Regions from separate parts of the Homo sapiens genome. Here region 1 is linked to region 2. A link is an interaction called in ENCODE POLR2A ChIA-PET data of the cell type or tissue named here. Cell type or tissue: OCI-LY7. All regions are shown on one strand. Each heading gives the region's core, and the rest is flanking DNA. Links, peaks and the distances in the headings are about the cores only.

Region 1 (4,382 bases), core at 80-4,079, 170 kb before region 2:
CAAAATGAAAATGCAAGGCTCCTTGTTGAAAAAGTATTAAGAATTTAAACAAGAGAACAATAAAGCATTAAAACAAGCAGGAGGCCCTCTGAGTGTGGGGCCCTTCTGAGAACAGGACCTGATAGACTGCATGATGCGTGCCCATGGAAGCCAGCCCTGCAGAGAACTATCATTTCTTAAGCACCTACTATGTGCCAAGTTTTTTATTTAATTAAATTAATTAATGAATTTATTTTTTGAGACAGAATCTCACTCCGTCACCCAGGCTGGAGTTCAGTGGCACAATCACGGCTCACTGCAGACTTGACCTCCGCGGTTCAAGTGATCCTCCCACCTCAGCCTCCCATGTAGCTGGGACTACAGACACGTGTCATCATGCCTGGCTAATTTTTAAATTTTTTGTAGGGACAGAGTCTCACCATGTTGCCCAGACTGGTCCTGAATTCCTGGGCTCAAGTGATCCTCCCCATTCAGCTTCCCAAATTGCTGGGATTACAGGCGTGAGCCACCACATGTGGTCCGTGCCAGATGTTTTATATGCATTATCTCATTTAATTATGAAACAACCTTAGATGAAGGCGTGACGAGGTTCTCTTTGTGGATGGCTTGCCCAAGGTCACATCTGCTCATGAGTAGCATCGGAATCCAGAGTCTTCCGAGTTCAGAGCCTATGTCCTCTCTTGAGCGGCGCTGCCTCTGATTCAGAGTCTTTGGGGGCTGCCAGGAAGCAGGCATGCACCAGAGGATGGGCACACTGAGGTGTGGCAGAGACACCCTCCCGAGTTTGACTTGCCCCGTGCTAGGCTGCTGGCATCCCTCCCTGGGTCTGGAATCTCCCTGGGTCTGGAGCTGTTACAAAAGGCACACATGCTTGGGACTCATACCTGGATGCTCTGCCTCACACTGAGTGACTAGGAAAGTCACATAACCTCTGTGAGCCTCAGTTTGCTCATCTGTAAAACTGGCTAACAACAGTGACTTCGTGTTGTCCTGAAGATTCACTGTAGTCTGGTATATAAGGTGCCTGACACACAGTAGGTGCATAGCAAAGCCCGTTCTCCTCAGGACAGCACACCACTGCCCCCTCCCTGCCCCCACCCTCTCTCCTCAGCAAGCCCCACCCCACCTGGGCCTGCTGCTTTTGAAGCACCCCAAATTCACTGTCCCTAGGGCTTCTCCCCGAGGCCGCACTGGTAAGGGAGAGCTCCTGGCTGCCTCTCCCTGAAATCACACTTTGAGTTCCAAGATTCATTGCTAATCACACCAGGGAGAATTCCATTACAATGCCAAGGGTGGGGAAATCACCAACTTTCTGGATTCACCAGATTTCTGGAGTGGCCGTGGCCTGACTCCTTTCTGAGGCGGCAGCCCCAGCCCTGGTACTCATGGACCACCTGCTTCCATTCCTCACTGAGGGTCTCACTCCAGTCCCCAGTCTTTCCTCTTCCCCATCCCCTTTCAGGGAAACCTGCAGGCATCCTGCAGGCTGCCCCTTCCTGCAGGACAGCCTCCTTTCCCTGCAAGCCCCCCGCTGGGGAGGCTCCTTGTCCTCTCAAGCTGGTGGTCTGGGTTTCTCACCTCCCGGCTGAGGTTCCTCATCTACTTGGCTTCACCCCTCTCAGGGACAGTTCCCTGGGGACAAAGCTCCCTTCCAGTCCCCTCCCCAGCCCATGTCAGGAAGAGGAGGCAGATGGTTAGGTGGGGAATACCTAAGGTCTGAGAAAGCCTCTGGCACCAGAGAAAATAGCAAACCCTCCCCTCCCTTCCCCCAGACCCAGCCAACTGCAGTTCCAGGCTGCCTGGAGTGACACCTGCCCCTTTGCCCTCTTTCCAGGAGTAAATATTGGATCAGGTTCAGTCACCAGCTGTTTGACTAAGAGCAAAGTCAGTTGTGGGATCATGAATGGCTGGGATCCTAGGGAAGACATGCTGAGAAATATCAGTGCCCCGGGGGACCCACGGGAGAGCTCCTGGAGCAAATAGTAGGCCTGGGGAAGTACAGATTCCAGCTGACAAATCCCTTTGTTTCCCTGGCTACACCAGGTACTGCCAGATACCAACCTGCAGAGCTAGGCTGGCCCCTGGAGGAGCTGGCCCCCTGGAGTATGTCTTTCTTGCCAGGACATTTGGCATAATGGTCTGATTTGGAGGCAGCTTGATATATTCAGGTATTGTACCAGGTAAACTTGCCAGGTACCACTGCCTGGCCACTCAGATAGTGGCACCTGGTAGTAACTGACACACTCAGGTGCATTTTGGTTGGATATACCTGTTCATGTGGGTGTGGGCCCCTGAGTCTCGCTGATCATTCAGGGGTGTCTGAGCTGAACAGGCCTGATAACTGCCCTATCACTCAGCTTGCATTCCCGGGAGGCCCTGGTAACTGGAACCATTCTGGTCCCGGGGCTCAGCCGAGAGGAAAAGGAAGTGCGAGTCTAAACCCCAGGCTCTTCCTCACTGGTCCCGATGTGGTTCCCACCTTACGCCTGTCCAGACTGTTCCCAGGTCCTGACCCCTCCCTGTTCTGCCAGGCCCCACTCTTATCCCTGGGGCCACACCTGGCTGCTCTGTGGGTCCCAGCCCCTCCCAGGCTTCAGGGAAAGGGGAAGCTGGTCTGGGAGGAAATTAGGGAAATTAGCTGCAACTCCAGGAAACAACATCCCCAGGACTGGGCTAAGGACTCCGTGCTGGTCCCGCAGGCAAGGGAACTTGGTGCCTCCAGGCTGAGGTTGGGGCATGACAGCTGTCTCTCCTCAGTCTTGGGCACAGGTCCCAAGCCTGGCCAAGGGCTGCTTCTCAAACTGAGCTTCTGAGTGAGGAGTGGGAGGAACACAGCCTGCCCGGGCATTTCTCTGGGCTGTGCTAACCTCAGAGGACAACACTCTGAGTCACCACCACAAGTCTGTCCTCACCCCTGCCCCTAGGATGGAGGGAGGCAAAGAGTGAGCGGTGGAGGCAAGATCTGGGGCCAAAAAATCACAGTGTTGGCCTGGGGCCAATTGGAGCCAGAAGAACCACCAGGGGAGAAGGGCAGGGGCTGGGGGAATTTCTATGCACTTTTCTGATGCTGTCAGCAGAGTTAGTTCCCTGGGCTCTAGCTGAATGCTGGCACCAATGCAGTGGCTCAGTTTTAACATAAAATGCCATGCAAATGTCTGCCAAATAGCATCCACATCTTCTACCCATGCCCTGGTTTCAGAGGCTCTGGCCTCTGGGTCCCCTGTCTCTGTCTCCAGTAAACTCGCCTGCTTGCACGATTTTCTCTCAGGCTCTGTCCTTCCCTATCAAGATCCAGCGGCTGGAGCTGGAGCCTGGCGTCATCCTGGCCCAAGCTGCCCAGGCGGGACGACCAGAGAACTCAGAGGTGGGGATGCAGGTGGGGATGCTCCCCTCCCCAGGCGCCAGGCAGCTGCCCTCTCTCCTCTGCTTCTGCTCCCATCCTGGCTGTCCCTGGACAGCAGCAGTTGGGTGGGATTCAGAAGCCTGGAGCATTTTCTCCATCCTCCCTGGTGGTCACAGTTGGCAGGAGACAAGTGGGCAAGCAGGGCAGGCTAATCATTTGTCACTGCTTCATGGGGACATCTTTTAAATATTTGTTCAAAATAGGTTTAAAAGAGATGCCAAGGGCTTTGTGAGGTGGGCAGAGAAGAACTGCGGGGGCCAGCCTTGGTCCCTCTCCCCTCCCCAATCTGGTCTGTGTTCCTCACCCAGCAAGCAAGAGCCCTGCTGTGCAGCCAGTCCCACCAGCTTGTCATTAGAGAAGTCACCACTGTGAGGGGCTCACTTACAGCTTACACACTTGTCAAACAATTTCTTTTTTCCTTTCCTTTTCTTTTTTTAGAGACGGGGTCTTATTCTGTCACCCGGACTGGAGTGCAGTGGTGCGATCACAGCTTTCTGTACCCTTGACCTCCTGGGCTCAGGTAATCTTCCCACCTCAGCCACCCCAGCAGCTGGGACCACAGGAACATGCCACCATGCCTGGCTAATTTTTTTTTTCTTTTGAGTCAGGGTCTCGCTCTGTCACCCAGGCTGGAGTGCAGCGGTGTGATCTCAGCACACTGCAACCTCAGCATCCCGGGTTCAAGCAATTCTCCTGCCTCAGCCTCCCAAGTAGCTGGGATTATTGGCTTGTGCCACCATGCCTGGCTAAGTTTTGTATTTTTAGTATAGATGGGGTTCTGCCACATTGGCCAGGCTGGTCTCGAACTCCTGGCCTCAAGCGATCCGCCCGCCTCAGCCTCCCAAAAGCTGGGATTACAGGTGTGAGCCACTACACCGGCCTATTTTTTTTTTAACTTTTGGTAGAAACAGGGGTGGGGGGGCTGGCAGGGAGGCAGTGGGGGAGGGACACTATGTCTCACTATGTTGCCCAGGCTGAT
Region 2 (4,382 bases), core at 117-4,116:
ATGGAAATAACATTCCGTACTCGACACTGTGCTACGTCTTCACAGGGATGCTGTAATTTACTCCTCATAACACAGGCATTACAGATGCCCCCATTTTCAGATGGACAAACTGAGGCATGGAGCAACTAAGAAGTGATACTTATTCAAAGGCGCAGACCTAGGGAGGGTAAGAGGCAGCGTTTCAACAAGCAGTGTGACTCCAGAGCCTGCAATCCTCACAGGGGCCCCTCTTCCTGGGGGTGAGGGGTTGTCACACAATGGTTACTACTTGCCTTCTGTGGCTTTTGTAGAATTTATCTGCAGAGTCAGGAGTCCACCCCTTGTCCTAGGGGTAGGAGCAAGCTCCGGCTGGGAGACCTTGATGGAGTCCCAGCTCTACTGTTCAGCTGCTATTTGGCTTTGGCTAAGACTTACCTAACCTCTTAAAAGCCTCTGCTTCCTTCTCTGTAAAATGGATCACCTCAAATGGTGGTTGTAAGCATTAAATGAGATAATCGCTATAAATTATAAAAGGGCTAGCCAAAGGTTAGGAGCATTTCTCCAGTGTCTCCTATGAGCCAGGCTCTGTGCAGGACCAGGGATCCAGAGGTGACTGGGGTATGTCCTTGGTATTCTCTTCTTTCTCTTGGTGTGCCCCCTCAGCCCAGGGTCACCCTCCTGCCCAGCAATGCCTTCCCAGCAGACCACCTCTCCCTCCAAGCAGCTCCCAGGGCAGAGGTACTCCTGTCCCACATGCCAGGTGGCATGTATCTGGAACAGGAAGGAAGGAGGATGTAGTGACTCACCCAGCACCATGGTCATGAACTTCTCCTCTACCCCCACTTCCAGCAGCAGAGGCGGCACATAGGTGATGCCTGCGGCCAAACACACCTCCAGGCCAAAGGTTAGCAGGTTGACCAGCAAGAGCTGGGCTTTCCGGTGCCGCAGCAGGCGGCTCACCCACAGCCTCTGGACCATAGTGGGCCAGGCGGGTAGGGCTCAGGGGGCCGTTCAGGCACTCCAGAACTGCTTCGTCTCGGCTCTGCTCCAGAAGCTGCGGCCTCTCCTCCTTGCTGCCGCCAACTGCCTAGGAATCAGCCAGGCGCCCATTTCTGCCAGCCCTTTGGTGCCGGTCCAGCTTCTCAGCCCATGCTCAACACCTGCTGCTGTGGGGCACCTCAGTGGGGACACGTCTCATCACTCAGATCCTAGAAGGGCGGGGCAATCACAAGCACACGGGGTGTTAAGTCCTGGGAGCCAGGTCTCCACGATTTGCTCTAAATTGTCTGGATCCTGATCATTCACAGGCTGGCGACTGGCCCTGTCACCGAGGTGCCACCCCCTTCTGCCCAGTCAGGAAATGCATGTTAATATTAGCCTACGGCTGACATAATTAATAAGGTAAATATGATTTTTTAAACCTCAGCACACTCCAGAGCCAAACAGATGTTGGTTATTCTCTGTTTTGAAAAATCTACAATTTCCCTTCCCTGTTAGTATTGGGGAGCGGGAGGGAGCAATCAAACCAACTGAATTTTTAGTTGCCCAGCTATCAAGGTGCCCCTGGAGACCCTCTGCCAGGCCTGGTTTGTTTGCTTTTGTCTTTCTACTCCCCAAACCTGGGGTGTTCAATTCCCCTTTGTTAAGAGTAACACTTCCTATTCTGCATTGCTTGGCCATGAGCCACACTGCACCACAACCCCTAACCCCAAAGACCAGGATGAAGGGGAAAGGGAGGAGAGGCTGTTTTGTTGGGTTGGGTTTTAACTTACAGAAGGCTCCCTGGGGTGAGCCTAGGCCTGAAAATCTCTCCCTTGAGTTTCTCCCTGAGTTCAACGTTCAAGGGGAAGAAACAATCCCTCACATGGCCGTCCAACTGTCATGGGAGAGTGGAGCCGTCCCCAGGTTCTAGCTCACAGGGGCATGAAACCACACCACCTGGCAATACCTGTAATGATACCAGTGACTCCCCCAAGCTGACAGGATGCCCAGCCACTTCCAGGGCAGCCTTTCTGTGCTCTTAAATGGCAGAGAAAGGAATTTTTCGGTGCTCTTTTCAATTTTCAGCAGAGAAGTCCCACACCCCTTCCTGCTAGCCCTGCCTCCTGTGCAGAAAGAACCATCCTGTACCTCCCCCGCCAAGCAAGCGGTCTCCAAGTCTTGCTTCCCGACAATACAGCCATTGCAGTATCTAAGCCTCTGCTTAGAAGTGACTATGAAAAGCTGGGTGCGGTGGCTCATGCTTGTAATCCCAGGACTTTGGGAGGCCAAGGCAGGCGGATCACTTGAGGTCAGGAGTTCAAGACCAGCCTGGCCAACATGGTGAAACCCCATCTCTGCTAAAAATACAAAAATTAGCCAGGCATGGTGGCAGGTGCCTCCACCACCCCCAGCCCCTACTCATGCCCTCTGCCAATCTCAGCACCTCATTATAAAAGGCATTTCAACTTATCTTATCTTTTCACACAATACTAAACCCCATGGGGCCTTGCATATTACAAAGCGTGTTGTGGGTGCTCTGAGCTGTGCCACAGAGAAATCAGCCAGGACTGAGTGTGGTGGCTCATGCCTATAATCCCAGAACTTCAAGAGGCCAAGGCAGGAGGATCACTTCAGCCTGGGAGTTTGAGACCAGCCTGGGCAACACAGCGAGACCCCCTCTCTACAAAAAATTTAAAAATTATCCAGGCGTGGTAGTATGCACCTGTGGTCCCAGCTACTTAAGAGGCTGAGATGGGAGGATTGCTTGAGCCTGGGAGGTCAAGGGTGCAGCGCGCAGTGATTGGACCACTGCCTCCAGTCTGGGTGACAGAGGGAGACACTGCCTAAAAAAACATCAGATGGCTATCAGTCCTGGGTAAGGTCTGTTCACTCCACCACCACCTTCAGGGGCTTTGCAGCTGGCAGATCATGAAGGAAGGGAATTGAGATAAGGCTGGGCAACCAGCAGCCTCCTCCCCTAAATCCTGCTCAGACTCACCCTTTGGGATGGGGCACACGGCCTCCTACGGAGGTGGCATGAGAAGGGGTGTAAAATACTGACCCATACTGTCTCCAAAAGGAAGGTGGAAGGCCAGACCTCAGTCTTAGCTGAGCTGTCATAGGTTCAACTTGAGCATCTCATTGCTGCATTTCCACAGTACCCCCAAGAAGGAAAGCAGGAGACAGCACAGAGACCAAGAGGCAGTGCTATCCAGCCTAAAGGGAGGGGTTCTGCGGCCAAAGGCTTCCAGCCCATTCCACTCCCCACCCTTGTTCTGGGAGGGCCCTGAATGCTAACCTGCTCTGGGTTTTCAGGAGACCAGGTCCTCCCTGAGCAAACAGAGACTTTGTTAGACCCAGCCTCGCCTATAACCTGCACCCATTCTCTAAGTCCTGGCTGCTCCCTATTGTTTAAAATAAATTGCAGGCCAGGCACAGTGGCTCACATCTGTAATCTCAGCACTTTGGGAGGCTGGAGTGGGATGATGGCTTGAGGGCAGGAGCTTAAGAACAGCCTGGGCAACATAGAAAGACCCTGTTTCTACAAAAATAAAAATAAAATAGGCCAGGTACAGTGGCTCATGCCTGTAATCCCAGCACTTTGGGAGGCCAAAGCAGGCAAATTACCTGAGGTCAGGAGGTTCGAGACCAGCCCGGCCAACGTGGTGAAACCCCATCTCTACTAAAAATACAAAAATTAGCTGGGCATGGTGGCGTGCGCCTACAATCCCAGCTACTCGGGAGGCTGAAGGAGGAGAATTGCTTGAACCTGGGAGGCGGAGGTTGCAGTGAGCCGAGATTGTGCCACTGCACTCCAGCCCCATGACAGTGCGAAACTCCATCTCAAATAAAAATAAATACATAAGATAAAAAATAAATAAATAAAAATTAGCTGGGCATGGTGGCATGCACCTATAATCCCAGCTACTCAGGAGGCTGAGGTGGGAGGATCTCCTGAGTCCAGGAGTTCGAGGCTGCAAGTGAGCTATGATCGTGCCAGTGTTCTCCAGCCTGGGCAACAGAGTGAGACCTGGTCTCTAAAAAATAAAAAAATAAAAATAAACCACAGCTGTCCAGCAACCATTAATCACCCCACCTGCCTTGCCCCTCCCTTAATCAAGTTCCCAGGCCCCCCAGGAATTAGCAGGATCCTTCTTAGCCCACATGGGAAAAAGACAAAAAGAAAGAGGTAAAGAGAAGAGTGCCCCCCACCATCCTCCTACAGCCCAGATAGCTCATTAGTAGCCTCCCAGTTCCTGGGGTGCCTTTCTCCAACGCCCCCCATCCCCACCCAGAGATTCTTTACCTGGTAACTTGGGGTTGGGCCAGGTGGGGAAAGGATTTGACTAGGAAGGGTGCAGGCTTCAAGCACCCCTGTATTCTTTGGTGGCAGAGTCCGTCCTCCCTTGTTTGAGTTCTAC

What was found. ChIA-PET counts read pairs that join two places held together with the same protein. Peaks named below come from ENCODE experiments on the same cell type or tissue, not always from the same donor. Only the 100,000 strongest peaks of a DNase experiment are listed, where the experiment ranks them.
Region 1: POLR2A ChIA-PET joins it to region 2 with 6 read pairs; 4 of 35 experiments call an interaction of 5 or more read pairs at or near these places.

Annotation. Positions count from the first base shown.
Region 1 is chr1:205,490,565-205,494,946 of GRCh38, forward strand. No RefSeq gene overlaps it. Among named protein-coding and RNA genes, the nearest start is that of CDK18, 12 kb to the right of the region's middle. RefSeq lists an enhancer at 269-920. In OCI-LY7, for the core only: a CTCF peak has its summit at 3,808; no DNase peak of the experiment used is centred there.
Region 2 is chr1:205,663,700-205,668,081 of GRCh38, forward strand. SLC45A3 (solute carrier family 45 member 3) reads right to left here. Exons shown (of 5, transcript NM_033102.3): 2 at 786-1,187. The coding sequence starts at 957. Among named protein-coding and RNA genes, the nearest start is that of SLC45A3, 15 kb to the right of the region's middle. RefSeq lists an enhancer at 306-1,505. In OCI-LY7, for the core only: no CTCF peak of the experiment used is centred there; DNase peaks (open chromatin) are centred at 792, 1,902, 2,465, 2,774 and 1 weaker place; H3K4me3 peaks cover 2,631 bases; H3K27ac peaks cover 3,590 bases.